Regions from separate parts of the Homo sapiens genome. Here all the other regions are linked to region 1. A link is a contact called in ENCODE Hi-C or POLR2A ChIA-PET data. All regions are on one chromosome and are shown on one strand. The core of a region is the stretch at or near the end of the contact, and the rest is flanking DNA. Distances in the headings are between cores, read along the strand shown. Region 1 holds the start of COL13A1 (collagen type XIII alpha 1 chain). Region 2 holds the start of MACROH2A2 (macroH2A.2 histone). Region 3 holds the start of NEUROG3 (neurogenin 3).

Evidence for each region. A loop is a pair of places that touch in the nucleus more often than their neighbours do. ChIA-PET counts read pairs that join two places held with the same protein, here RNA polymerase II (POLR2A). Pooled maps may share reads with other maps.
Region 2: a loop to region 1 is called in a pooled map, with 2.4 times the contacts of the local background. The contact joins the promoter of MACROH2A2 here to the promoter of COL13A1 in region 1. A Hi-C loop is called at or near these places in 1 of 168 maps with a recorded cell type or tissue (endothelial cell of hepatic sinusoid) and 2 of 50 pooled maps. POLR2A ChIA-PET finds 5 or more read pairs at or near these places in 1 of 52 experiments (OCI-LY7).
Region 3: a pooled map shows a loop between it and region 1 (2.8-fold over the local background). The contact joins the promoter of NEUROG3 here to the promoter of COL13A1 in region 1. A Hi-C loop is called at or near these places in 1 of 168 maps with a recorded cell type or tissue (DLD1), 1 of 37 single-sample maps with no recorded cell type and 3 of 50 pooled maps. POLR2A ChIA-PET finds 5 or more read pairs at or near these places in 1 of 52 experiments (PC-3).

Annotation. Positions count from the first base shown.
Region 1 is chr10:69,799,281-69,803,957 of GRCh38, forward strand. COL13A1 (collagen type XIII alpha 1 chain) reads left to right here and starts at 2,626. Exons shown (of 41, transcript NM_001368882.1): 1 at 2,626-3,437. The coding sequence starts at 3,144. It overlaps LOC124902444 (a long non-coding RNA gene), which reads right to left and starts at 2,491. Exons shown (of 2, transcript XR_007062179.1): 1 at 1,766-2,491; 2 at 583-856.
Region 2 is chr10:70,050,186-70,054,862 of GRCh38, forward strand. It overlaps MACROH2A2 (macroH2A.2 histone), which reads left to right and starts at 2,661. Exons shown (of 9, transcript NM_018649.3): 1 at 2,661-2,815.
Region 3 is chr10:69,571,335-69,576,011 of GRCh38, forward strand. NEUROG3 (neurogenin 3) reads right to left here and starts at 2,088. Exons shown (of 2, transcript NM_020999.4): 1 at 1,876-2,088; 2 at 364-1,710. The coding sequence starts at 1,709. The coding sequence ends at 1,065. LOC101929021 (a long non-coding RNA gene) reads left to right here and starts at 1,623. Exons shown (of 4, transcript XR_946037.2): 1 at 1,623-1,733; 2 at 3,548-3,814. RefSeq lists enhancers at 254-881, 4,583-4,677 and a silencer at 2,139-2,358.

The sequences.
Region 1 (4,677 bases), core at 1,376-3,875:
TCTGGGAGCCCTGAAGCACCTTTTGTGGTCTTTACATGTTTTGTGGATTTTCGCTATTCTGCCTTTTGTGGCGGTTTTATGTGAACATGACTTGTCTTCCTTAATCAACTGTTTTTAAAGCTCCTGGAAGGCACTCTTTTCACCTCAGTGTCCCCAGGTCCTGGCCCCCACCTATGAAGAAAGAAGGGTTCAAGATAAGCCACATGAGGCTGTAACTTGTGCCTGGGGTAGACAATGCTCTACCTGAAAGAAAAATCTCCCAGGGCAAGAATTCTAAGCAGTGTGGGAAGAAGAAGAGGGATACCTGGGGATCAGGCCCCTCAACACAAGCTAACTCCTGCTGCTCACAAGCTGCTACTCTCAGCTGTCAGGTAGGGAAAAAATGGAGGTTAACTGTGATCCATTTGCTTTCTCTGGGATGGAAACTTCTTCCTGTTTCACAACTGGGAGCCCAGAGCTAGCTGTGTCTGAGATGGCCCTAGCAGCCATGAATTCCAAAGAAGGAGCCGATGCCCTTTATTGAGTGCCTGCCCTGTGCCAGCACTGTGTTCACTGCTTTACATACATTACCTCATTCAGTCCTTCCAGACGGGTAGATACTTTTATTATCAGCCCATCTTACAAATGAGAAAACTGAGCCTCCGAGATGTTCAGCAGCTTCCACATTGACAAAAGGGAGATTTACACCCAGGTTTCTCTGACTCCAGAGTCCCCCTGGAAGCTCCAGGGTTTGCAATGCTGGGGCCAGGTCAGGCTAGCGCAACACCCTCCTCTTTCAGTTCCCAATCACAAGGATGCTCCAGCTCCAAACTGTTTAGATTTCACTGCCTGAGCATTCCTGAGGGCCTCCAAAGTCCTGAAAGGGAAAAGATCAGTTTGCAGAATAAGGAGGGAATGAAACTAACTCCCCACCTCAGTTCCTCCATTCAGACTAGCCTGGGAGGGGAGTGGGGGAAGTCCAAAGTCCCTGAATTTCCTGGCCTGTACCTCCCAGTGCAGAAACTCTCCAACGCCCCCTGGTGTTCTTCAATACCATCCAAGTCTCCCAAGGATTCATTCCTCTGTAGAGTGGACTGGGACATCCCATCACAGGGATGGAGAAAACAGAGTGCCCTTGCCACTGAAGCCATCAGGAGAATCCTAGAACTGGAACTGGAACCCAGAGCTCCTGGCCACGGGCTCTTTCAGCAGCATCGCCTTCTATTCCTGTTGTCCTCCATAGTGGCTGACTGGCCCAGCAGTCAATGTTACCTTTATTACATATGATCTCAGTACTTACTATGTTACAAGTCCAATATGCACTATTAAGTGTGCCACACTTTATTAGAAGTGCAGTGACACTGTATTATATATCAAGTTCCATCAGGTCAATATAGAAAATGGGAAGTTTGTACTGGCATGCCTTGTTATTTTGAAATGGAATCCCAGCACCACTGCTGCCCCCACCTCCACTGCATATTTGAAAACCCAGTCTACTCTCCTCTGCCCGCTGTTCCAGGAAGACAGGCTTTCTCCCAAAAACTCAGTCCCACCACCTCATTCACAGGAATGTCAACAGGCACAAGGAGATAAAGTCTCTTGGGATACAAATGCTACTTAATGTGGGGGGTGGAGGAGGTGACAAGAGAAGAGAGAAAACTACCAAATGCCCTTCAGGCCACCAGTTTTTCTCTAGTGGAATATAGGAAATGACAACAGGAGAGAGCCTGGTTAGCCCTAAGCCTCCCGCAGGGATGGAACCTGAGTTTGTGTAGGAATTGCTCACCTTTGATGACTGGGATGATTGAGGCAGGCTGGTCTCACCACACAGGGATAGATGGCATGGGTCTCAGATTAATGGCAGGCAAGAAGGGGAGATGTCAGGACTGGCAGGCGGCCCCAATGAGCCACCTCTCAGATACCTGGAATAAGATCTCCTCCGTTTTCAGTGTCTCATACTACCTCAGGTCTTGGTCCTGAGAGGAAGGGCTGCCAGCTCTGCTGCCCCCTGGAGGGCTGACTTTTCACCCCAGAGTAAAGATGTGGTTGGCCGCCCGGCACTGGAGGAGCTGCAGATCTCAGGAGGTACAGAGCCCCCGGGGAGTCGGTTGTCGGGGGAGAAGGAAGGGGAAAGAGGTTGGGGGCTTGGGAGTAGAGGAGCGGTGGCTGAAGGGATCAGGTAGTCCTGATCAGGACGTGGAGATCCACCCACAAGCCCTGACAATAACTCAGTCGAGTTCCTGGAGGGTCTCAAGGGCTGGGAAAGGTGGAGTGGTGCCTGCCCCAACGCGTCCATGGAAGGTGGTGCCCGCCTCACCGCCTCCGTGGAAGGCCAAACGAGCCCTCGGTGTGAATCCGGAGAAAGAGAGGGAAGTGCAGCGCCAGCTCCACTCCACACCCCCTTCCTGCCTATAAATAACCCCAAGTGTCACTTCAAAGAGGACGGGGAGCGCGGCAGAGGGGCTCCCGGGCCGGCGGGCTGGGGCCGCCGGACCTGCTCACCACGCCCCCCACCCTGGGCGAGTTTGCATAAATAAACAAATCCAAGCCGTCGGCCCCGCGGGAGGTGGAGGAGGAGTGACGAGGAGGAGGAGGAGGAGGGAGGGGGGAGGGAGAGATTAGTTTGGGAAGTAGCACGGATTGCTCATCCGATCCGTGCCGCCGCAGGGAGTGTGTCAAGTTACAGAGGCGCCGGAATCGGCCCCTGCGCTCCTCGCCAGCCGCCACGACCCACCTCTGCCCATGGGGCCCTCCGTGTGCGCCCCTTCGCCCGGGGACTGAAACTGACTGGCCCGGGAGACACGAGGCGCCCAGAAGGACTGACAGCGCGGCACCAACTGCTCTGCAGACACTTGAAGGGAAAGACTGGGCGGAGAGAAGGAGAGCCGGTCAGATTCCCCTAACTTTCCTGGACTTGGAACGTTCTTCGAAATAACTTTTTTCTCACCTAGGTGTACCCCAATTACCGCTGGTTGTGCTTTTTCGGCACTTCCTCTCCTACTGCTAATTTTTCCGTCCTCTTTGCCGGGAGCAGCGGAAAGGGACGTTTTCCAGCGATACAAGCCCTTTCCCCCTGCCCCGCAGTTTGGATAGAGCCTTTTGGCAGCGGCTGTCGCCTTTATTTATTCTATTTATTTATTTATTGGTTCTCAAGACGCGAGAGGATGGTAGCGGAGCGCACCCACAAAGCGGCAGCCACCGGTGCCCGCGGCCCTGGGGAGTTGGGCGCGCCCGGGACGGTGGCTCTGGTGGCGGCGCGGGCGGAGCGCGGCGCACGGCTGCCGAGTCCAGGGTCGTGCGGGCTGCTGACGCTGGCCCTCTGCTCGCTGGCACTCAGCCTGCTCGCCCACTTTCGGACGGCCGAGCTGCAGGCCCGGGTGCTGCGCCTGGAAGCGGAGCGCGGGGAGCAGCAAATGGAGACGGCTATTTTGGGACGAGTCAATCAACTGCTGGACGAGGTCTGTGCTCTTTGTTGCTGGCTTTTATCCCTCCCCGCGGCGCCCCCTCGCGCAGCCTCCAGACTGTTCAGCCGGTGTCCGCGGGCGCTCGCTCTCTGCGAGCCCCAGGTTCGCGCGAGTTGCCTGCGGGAGGGGTCGGGGACACGGACAGACGCTGCCCTACCAGGGATTCGGAGGACCTGGTGGGCAAGAGCATGACCCAGCGACTCCCGCCTCGGGCAAGCGCCCCCGGCTTCCAGCGCTGGGAGCGCCCTGGGCACGCCGGGCAGGTGGAGGAAGGCTGGGCGCGCGGAGGCTCGCGGAGGCGGGCAAGCTCCACTCCTCCCTTTCGGGACCCGGCCAGGGTGGTGTGACAGCCGCCCCGCGCCCGCGCAGCGGCAAGCGCGCCCAGAGGCCCAGGCCGAGGCTTACTGAGCCCCCATGGCCCTCCCCCTCCACCCCTTAAGGACCCGGGGGGTGCGGGGAGAGGGGACAGTTCTTGCAGGGGGTGGTGCCCTGGTCTCTGCTCACTGGCCCAGGCCGCTAGGGTCCAAGTGTGGGTCGCCTGGCTCTGCTGTCCTTGGCCACAAATTAGTCCACACCTTCTTTTTCCTAAACCAGGTTTCTTATTTTTCTGGAGAAAGGATGCTTTCTTCCATTCTCCAAATTTTTTTGATCCAAGTAGATTAAACACTACTAGCGTGTCAGGTAGCTATGGCAATCTTCGGAATACAGGAAAAGGCTGTCCCCTCCCCAGGAAGGAGGGACATGCAGCCTCTTTGTGCCACCAGAGGAAAGGCTGGGCCTTGACAGGGTGAGGCTTGATGATCTGTGGGAATCTGGACAGCACAGGGGATTCAGGGCCCAGATAGAGAGGAGGACAGGCAGGTGGGGGCCGCAGCAGTCTGGGAAGAGGTCCTGGAGCAGGTCCTGGCCATGGAAGGTCCTGGCCATGGAAGGTTTCCATGGGGAAGAAATGGGAGAGGATATCTTACTTAGCTGGAGGGAGTGTGCAGCAGTAAAGATCACGGTGGTAGAGGCCAGCAACCCTGGGTTTTTATCCCCACTCTGCTACTTGGAAGCTTGGGACAAACGCTCCAACCCCTCTGAACATGCGAAACAGTGCTGATGTAGCAAACACTGGAGCACAGCTCTAACTGTGGTGGGTGGGGTGCTGTGAGCATTTTGGCAAGATGTACCTATTCCCTATAGCCAGGCTCTTCTCAGCTGCCCCTGCCAGGCTGGCACCTGCTGGAGCAGT
Region 2 (4,677 bases), core at 1,411-3,910, 250 kb after region 1:
CTTAGACTCAGATCATGTGACTGAGTGCAAAATTCCTTTGCTTAAAACAAATGCACTTCTCCACCTTCAGATTAAGGCAGTGATTAAGAGCATGGATCTGCCACTTCCTAACTCTATAACTGTGGGAAAGTTTCTCATCCACTCCCTGCCTCAGTCTGTAAAAAGGAGAAAATAGTGCTTGCCCCATACAAGTGTTGAAAGGATTAAATAAGTTAGGATAAAGTGCTTAGTACAGTGCACATAGTAAACATTCAATAAGTGTAAGCTCTTATCATTCTTTATTATTCAACTTGTCAGAGGTTCCCCGAGCTAGAGACCACTGCGGAACTCTAGATTACTTATCAACTTATGATCATGTTGACTTTTTAAAATGTATTTTAATTTTATATAATATTATATGATACTATCTCAGTGTTAAATTTTTATGTGTTAAATGTTCGGTATTAAACACACATAATTCAACTAGATCTGCATATTAAGTGGCATATTTGTCCCCTATACATCCTGAAAAGTTTGGAATTGGCGGAAACTGCATTGACTGGGTATCTGGACATGCATTGGAGGATCTCCCACTAATGTCCTGCGAGGCCATGGCTGAGTCATTTCACCCTTCCAAATACCAGATTTCTTCCTATAGCAAAGGTTTCCACTAGGTGAACTCTAAGAACCCTTTTATCCTAAGAATCAGAGTATTTTGAAGCTGACCTCTTCCTTGATTTTCTGAGTTGTGACAGCATCATCTGTCTGAAGAAACCAACCAGTATGAAATGGGAGAATCCTAACCAGTAAATTTACTAGATCCAGCCTCTCTCAGGATAGCACATAACAAAATGCTAGAATGAACTGTTATATAAAATTCACATAAAAATGACCACATATGCCACTTTTATTGGGAAATTACAAGGAGAATGTGAATCTAATATCTACTGATGAATTATTCAACTATATTTCAGTCAGCCTGGCTGACTGGATGACAGAGTATGAGTATTTTTCAAGCACTCATAGAAAACTCCTGAACTCTCTTGAATGTTGGCTTGATGGTTATTTCTGGTGAAGAATGGACACCTGAAGGTATAAGAAGAGAGACCCTTTCTTTAGGAATGGGAAAGGACATCATTATGGGATGCCCCAGGGGATCATTTGAAACCCTTTAAATATACATCTTGGGGAAAGAAGACTTTATCCTGACTGGATATCTGACCTGGAAAATACCTTCCAAGACAAAGAACAGTGAGGTCATACACAGAGGGCGTGAAAGGCTTAGGAAAAGAGTAAAGGAAGCCCCAAGAAACAGAGACTGTTGAGTCCAGGGGAGTTTGAGAAGCCATAGGAGACTGAAATAGAGGCTTATGCATATGTTGATGATATATGCGTGATTTGGAGGAAGTCAGAGAGAAACATGGCTGATTTCTCAGCAAATACACTTTAAAATGCACATGTTCTAAACCTAACCCGCTATCTATAAACGCCAGCAATAGCCATGATTAACTAACTAGTAGAGACGCAGAGGGTGGTAGGCATGAGTTCTTCCCACTCAGGCACTGGGAGGCTTTCAGTCACTCCAAAGTCCCCACTGCCTAAATAGTTACAAGTTTGTAGTAGCAAATATACACAATATTACCAAATGTAACAGCTTTAAAAATCAGCCATTTGGCCAAGGCTGGAGAATTCTGTTTGCACCGGTTTCTCTTTTTGGAAGGGATCAAAATGTTGCCTCTCACAGTCCTTTGACTGTAGGAGAAATCAGAGGAAACCTGGATGGTCCACAGCAAGTTAGTATTTCCCACTGAAATAAACACATTCTTTTGACTCCCCTCCAGCCATGGAGCCCTGGCCAACAACTCACAATACAAAGCCGAGACTGGCTTCCACTAGGAACACAGCAACTGCTAATCCCCATTATCACACCCGACAGTGTCCACCACACCCCCATAAAGATGCATTTTCTAGTAACTAATAAAAACTGGTCCTGAAGACAATAGCCTCGCGCTCATCTAAATACCCGTTGGGATATTGCAAATTAACACCTTGTAAAGCAACCCAATTAAAAATTATGCCCATACACACAGTCTCACCCACCAAAACATACATCTGCCTCTCCAAATATTATGCAACGCTGGATTCTAAATCGGTCTTAATTTCTAAAAAGCCTACAGGCACGGATATAAATTCTCAGCTCTCGTGGCTGTGGCCGCCCTATGCACTCTTCCCAGTGGTGGACACAAACGTTAATGTACTTGTTATTATTTAAGGACACAAAAATATAGAAGGTGGCATTTTTCGCTTTCCCCTTCGAAGACTCTCCCCAGAGCTGCCAGATGAACGCCCACGCCACCTTCTCCCACCAAAGGTGGATCCAGCTAACAGGAGACTGGATCGCGACCATAGCGCGTTTGTGCCCAGTTCTGGGGAAAGCCTCATGTTAGCGAGTGGCCCTCGGCTCGTCTCGCAGATCGGCCAAGTACGCGGAGGCCGCGCGGTTTCACCATTAATACTCCTGAAGGACAATAGCTCATCAAGCCCCACCGAAAGCCCCGGACCCGTCGCGGAGCCTGGGCTGGCGGGGGATGAGGCTGAGCAACTCCTCCTAGAGGTGGTTATGTGGAGAAGGAGCAATCCCTTCTCCCTCCTCCTCCTCCCCCCGCTACTATCCGCGGCCCAGAGAACTGCCGCTTGCCGCCATTGACACGCACAGATAGAACCCAAAGAAAGGCAAAGAGTCCTGCCCGGCACCGGCGCCGCGTGGGCCAAACCTGCGCCCGTGGAGGGGCGCGCAGAGGGCACCGGGCGCCGGGAGCAGGCGGCGCAGCACCAGGTGAGCCCGCCATGGCGATGGCATTATTGTTTAGGGTGCTCCGGGGTCTGGAAACAAAACGCGCCGCCGGGGCAGTGCAGGGGCCGGAGAGAACCACCTCTGCCTCTCCCCCGAGCCCCTGCGGGCGCACCCTCGATAGCCGACCCACCCTCTGCAAAAACAAATTCTTAAATCCAGCTGCCCAACTTGCTTCCTTGGGCGATAAAGGGGGGGCTGCTAAAGAAGTGGTCAAATTCCTGCGGCCAGCGAGGGGCCGGGGGCGTCGAGGGTACTGAGAGGGGAAGGAGGAGGGATGCGAGGTTCAGCAGCGGGCCCCAGGCGAGGCTGGACCCGGAGGAAGCGGAGGTCTCCTGGGAATGCGGAGTTTCGGGCGCAGGAGCGGGAGGACGGAGGCGCCCGGCCGCCGATGGGCACGGGGCGATGGGTGGGGGGCTGCGCAGGGCCCGAGGGAGCCCGGGGAGGGCCGCTCGGGGGCCTCTGAAGGTGCCCGGGCAGGGCGCCGGCGGCTCCAGGCTGACAATGGAGGGGGCGCGGAGCAGCCGGGCGGAGGTTAGGGACCCGAGTCCGGGGGCGGGCCGCGCCGGGGAAGGTCAGGTCGGGGACGCCGGGTGGCGGGGCGAGGGCTGGGGGTTGCTGCGCGGACACCCGGGCGCCGCGGGCGGGCGTGCGCCCCGGGGCCGGCGCGGAAGAGGGCGCGAGGCCGGGCACTCCCCTTCGGTTCCCTTTCCGGGGCGCCCGGTGCCGACGCGCGCTGCGCTTTCACCGGGAAATGGCGGCCCGGCCGTGGCTCGCCTGGGCAGTCTGGCTCCCGCTTTGCGCGGGAAAAAATAATAATAATAAAAATATCGAAAAAGGGAATAAAAGTAAACTGGCTGCGGCGCAGGAAAGGGCTCTGCCGGGCGCCGGACGCCGTGCGTATCGCTCGCGGGGCGCGGCGGTTGGGGACCAGCCCTGCCTCCCCCGGCTCCCAGCCTCCAGCCCCGGCGCACCTCAGCCCCAGCCCGGCCAGCCCCCCGGATCGCCCGTGGGTGTCCTCCCCCGCCTTTCCTTGGGGGGGCGCCCTCAGTTCTTGCCCTCTTTGTTCCTTACAACAATGGCCAAAGGGGCATTGGTTCCCCAAGGGCCAAACGAGCTTCCTCCAGGAGTTTCCCGTCGCGTGCAGTGGACCACCGTGGGCCTGACTGAGGCCTGGTCCTTGCCAGGGTTTTTTGGCAACGGCCCTGGATGAGTGAAGGGATGAAAGGCGCGAGAAGAAATGGGCTGAGAAACCAAAGTGCGGGGCCCTGAGTGTTTGAGGGGACGCGATGGGAACCGTGGCTCCGCTGCCCTGATTTTAAGGGCAGTTACCCTGTCACAGCCACGCTGGAACTGAGGTGTCCTTCCAGCTTCTGTCCACCTCAGAGGAATTCAAAACAAGGGCCCAGTTCTAAGCCCCACAGACCCCAGGATCCCCTAGGGGCCATTAGTCCACCGCGGCAAATGGTTTCCTCACTTTGCTCATTTGTGTTTGTTTTGAAATCCAATTGTCACCTCACTGGGCTGCACAGTTGCTACTGAAACGGTTCAATAGGTGAGAGAAAAAGAAAACATTATTAAGAGCGAGAACGTGTCTTCGTGTGTGTTGTTTTGAACCACAAACTAAGCTACACATAATTCTCAATCCGTTTTAACACACTTTTTATTTTCAAACTAAATGTTAAGAGCTCCAAGATTTGGAAACATACTGGTGATTTTTAGAATTGTTTTAGCCTAAAATTACATATAAATAAATAGAGGCACTGCCCGGCGGAAAAGTTTATCTTGAGTCGCATAATTCACATCTTCATAACCCCTCTTTCCTGTAGCCAAATTTCCTTTTAAAA
Region 3 (4,677 bases), core at 838-3,337, 230 kb before region 1:
CAGCTCTCCAAACCCAATCTGCCCTGGCTCTAGCCCAGACCTCCAGAAAGAGTGTCATCCCTCTCTTTGGACAGAAGTGCTCTTCCTCAGCTGTAGTGACTGTGGCCCTCCTCTCCCCAACACACAATGGAGTCATCTTGCCAAGGCTTCTTGAAGGTCCATTTTTTTTTATTGGCTTAAAATCTCATCCAGCAATCCCTAAATAATCTAATATACAAAATATAGGCTTTTCCCTGCTGTGAAATCTCATTAATAAATACAAATGTGTAAAACAGGGGAGGGGCCATATAATTTACTGTACCAAAATTGATTTCAAAAGGCATCATATAATTTACAAACAGATTTAAAAAAAAAAGATGCGCGGTGCTCCAGGCACCTGCAGCGCAGCTCACGTTTCAGGCGCAGTTCGCAGGGAGGCTGGGGAGATGCTCCCTGGCCGGGCTAGCGCTTTCCCAGTTCACAGCCTGGTCTTCCGCCCCGGGAGGGCAATGGCTCCGAAAAGTGCACGAGGAGAAGGCAGAGGGTCGCCTTCGTGGCTTTAAGGCAGAGTGAGGCGCCCTGAAATCCCGGACCTGATTGGGAGTAGAGCAGATCGGCAGCGTCTTTGGAGCAAGGCAAGGGGAGTAAGCGCTGAGAGACCAAACATTGGATTGAATCACATTGGAGGAGGGGTGGTAAGAGACTGAGAGGCAGACAGACTTGAGTGAGGGTAGGGCGACCCAAGACGGTGGGCGGCTCCGGCCGGGTAGTGCTACCATTCTAGTATTCTTTGAATGAGATTATGGGGTGGTGGCAGAGAGGAGGCCTAAAATGAGCGCACTTTGCAATGCCCACTTCGCGCGGGCAGCAGCAAGGGTTGCGTGCGTTGGCGCGGCTCGGAGGGCCGGGGAATGAACCCAGCCTGCCGCCCCCGTGGAGGCCTGGGCCGGCCAGGGGTCAGCCAGGGAGAAGCAGAAGGAACAAGTGCTTTTGAGGGCCGCCGCCGTCGGCCACCCTCTACGGCTCCCGGCTCCCTCCCTCTCCCTTACCCTTAGCACCCACAGCCCAGCGACAGACAGGTCCTTTCACAGAAAATCTGAGAAAGCCAGACTGCCTGGGCTCAAGCAGGCGGAAAAGGTGGCCCCCAGCAGCCCGGGTCGCTCCTCCAGCGACGCGGCGGGACTCAGGCTGCCAGCCTGGGAGACTGGGGAGTAGAGGGACCCCCAGTCCCCGGGGGAACCGCCTGGGCTGCCCAGCTCCCCGCAGTGCGGCGCCGGCGGCTCCAGCGCGTACAAGCTGTGGTCCGCTATGCGCAGCGTTTGAGTCAGCGCCCAGATGTAGTTGTGGGCGAAGCGCAGCGTCTCGATCTTGGTGAGCTTCGCGTCGTCTGGGAAGGTGGGCAGGACACCGCGCAGGGCGTCCAGTGCCGAGTTGAGGTTGTGCATTCGATTGCGCTCGCGGTCGTTGGCCTTCTTTCGCCGACTCCGTCGCTGCTTGCTCAGTGCCAACTCGCTCTTAGGCCGGCTGCGTCCCCCGCGCCGTGCCCGGAGCTTCCTCGGGGCCCCTCGGCAGCCTCCCTCTTCCGCCTCTGCGCAGTTCCCCCGTGTGCGAGTGGGGCTGGGCGGGGCGGACGTGGGGCAGGTCACTTCGTCTTCCGAGGCTCTGGGGAAGGACCGCTCCGTCTCACGGGTCACTTGGACAGTGGGCGCACCCGAGGGTTGAGGCGTCATCCTACGGCGGGGTCAGAGGGAAGGGTAAGTTTGAGTCCGTCACTGGGCGCAGTCCGCGATTCCGAGGCTAGGTGGGAAAAAACAAAAACAGCCATCCTCCCAGCCCCCGCTGGGTCAGAGGATCCCTCTTTCCCCTGCCCGTCCCTCGGAGGCCTCCAAATATTACCTTTCTACCGGCGCAAAAGAATAGAGAGCGATGAGCAGCGAGGGCCGTGGGGAGCTCAGCGGGCTTCTGGTCGCCAAGTTCAGCTGAGCTGCAGGCGCCCCCGCCTGGGAGTTGCCCCAGCCCCAAAGGAGAAAAGAAGAGAGAATGGGGTCCGAGGCCTCTGTCACGCTCTCTCTCGAGGCGCGGCGGTGAGACCGCAGGGATTTCCTGAGCAGCAAGTCGTGTGCCCCTTGGCACGCTTTATCTGCTTCGCCCGGGCCAGGAGCGTGCCTGCCCGGCTGCTGCCCGCGCCACCGGCCAATCAGCGCCGGGGCCCTGGGGCCGCGCCACGCGAGCCCGCTCCTCCCCCGCAGGGCACAGCTGGATTCCGGACAAAGGGCCGGGGTCGGGGGAGGGGAGCGCCGCTCTGTTTGCTCTCTCGAGGGCGGGCTGGGTCCCAGCAACTCTCGGTTCCTCAAAGAGCCTCGCCCAGTGAGAAGAGCCTCGTGTGGCTCTGGTCAGGCCACCTCAGACGGCTTTGCTCCTAGCCTATCTTTCCTTAGCATCTGTCCTGGAGGGGACTTTGATGCCTCTAGGGTACAATGCCTGCACGTTACACATGGGGAAATTTAGGCTTAGTGAGGGAGGTGGCTTGTCTGAAATCGCACAGGAAGATAGTGGCAAAGACAACCACGAGCTCATTGTCCTGACTAGCAGCCTGGAGAAGGGTCCAGGAATTCTAAAGGACGCCCTGCTCTCCTGGTGTTTCACTGCCTCTCTTCATCCTGGAAGACAGGGGACATCACTGAGAGAGATCCTGCCTATGTCCCTTCCATTCGCAGACCTTTTGGGGGTGTCCGAGCCTCTGCCACACCCTGAGATGCTACCTCACACTCCCCAGAGGCGCTTAGAACCCCACCCCCATAGATCCCACTCCAGAGGCAGGGGTTGGCTGTGCGGGGACCCCTCAAGCGGACATTCCATTACTACAAGCCTACTACAGCTTGTAGATAGTATCCCAGCGTTCTGGCCAGGAACCGTGACAGGAAGAGTTCTGGGAAGTGTGAGGAGGGGAGGAAGGAACCAGGAGTTCACAGTGAGCTCTTGCTTCTTTTTTTTTTTAAACGAACAAACAAAACCAAAAAACGGTCTCCTTCTGTCGCCCAGGCTGGACTGCAGTGGTGCAATCACAGCTCACTGCAGCCTTGATCTCCTGGGCTCAAGCTATCCTCCCACTTCAGCCTTCCCAGTAGCTGAGACTACAGGCATGCGCCACTGTGCCCGGCTAATTTATTTGTATTTTTATTTTGTATGGGGTGAGGGGCGGTCTTGCTTTGTTGCCCAGGATGGTCTCGAACTCCTGGGCTCAAGCGTTCCTTTCACTTCAGTCTCCCAAGGCGCTGGGAAGCAGAGCTGCTGTGCCCCTCCCCCTCGTGTCTTTTGAACTACCACAGCGTGCAGGCACTGGGAGAAGCTGATAAACTTTTTCTCCCCTTAGTCCTCCGGTCCAATCACAGACAGACAGCAGCTGCCAGCAGTCACCTGCTCCAGCCCCCTGCCTCTGCATCACTCGGGCATCGCACAGAGAGCACAAGGCAGGGACTTCCCCAGCCCCTTGGGTTGTCCCTGGTAGCGCTCTCTGGAAACCTTTCCAAAGGGACTCTGAACTCATCATCCCTCCTTTCTTCCCCAGCCCCTCCTCTTGTCCCCGCCTGGGACATCCCGTGGTCTTCTGCTTCCGGTCACTCAGAGTGAGGGGTTGCAGCTTCCGCTTCTCTCTCTTGACCCGGTCGTGCCTGGAGGAAGACGCCGAGGCGGGAGGTTTAAGTATCCCGGTTTAAGTCTCCTTAGGCGAGGAAGGCTTCTCTTTCTAGCAGGTCCAGATATCCTGAGTCTCCCGGAAACTGCAGGAGGGGACAGGACCCGACTTCGAGACTGTAGGGTGGGGTGAGGGGATGAGGTAGGTCTGTGAGTCTGCCCTAGTGATAGCCTCTTACCGCCTAGGCTGCTTGGGGGCAAATTTTCCTCCAAGGAAGAGGGTGGTATGCTCAGGAACCAGCGAGAGGGGGGCTCTAGGACTGGGCGGGGGTGTGGCGCGGTCCTGCTGATCTTAGCTGGTGCTCTGTGAGCAGGCTCCTTCCCTTGCTGTGGGGAAATGAAGCCTGAGACCAGGGTCAGAACCAATAAAGGGACCATCTGGGACTGTCAGGTTAGCATTTTGCTGCAGCTGCTCCCTTAGGTCACCACTCACTAGGAGCTTGTCTTCTTCTCATAAGAATGGGAATTTGAGGCCTTCTTTAAAGATGAAAAAATCAAGGCCCAGAGAGGGGGAGTGACTCTCTCAAGGTCACACAGCAAGTTCTATCAGAACCACATAGAAGTCATATCTTAAGACTCCTAGCCCTAGATTTTCCCTTGCACCAGCTACTGCTCCTTGATTTGGGAGAAAACATTTTTTTTCAAGGCAAAACAAGAGACCCCAAAATGCAGAAAATAGAGGAAGTCCTGAGTCTGGGGGTCAGATTAGAAAAGAAATAATGGTCCCATTTTCTAGGCAAGGGGAACCACTGTCCATTCAAGCTGCTGCTGCTGCTGCTGCTTCCTCCTCCTCCTCCTCCTCCTCCTCCTCCTCCTCTTCTTCTTCTTCTTCTTCTTCTCCTCCTTCTTCTTCTTTCTCCTTCTCCTTCTCCTCCTCCTTCTCCTTCTTCACACTTGTCTGCCTCATAGGCCAGCCTTGCCTGATTTATTTAACTGCAAGTTAGAAACTGGGAGAGAACCAACTTGGAGCTTTTTTGGTCTGGGAAAGAAAATCCAAACCATGCT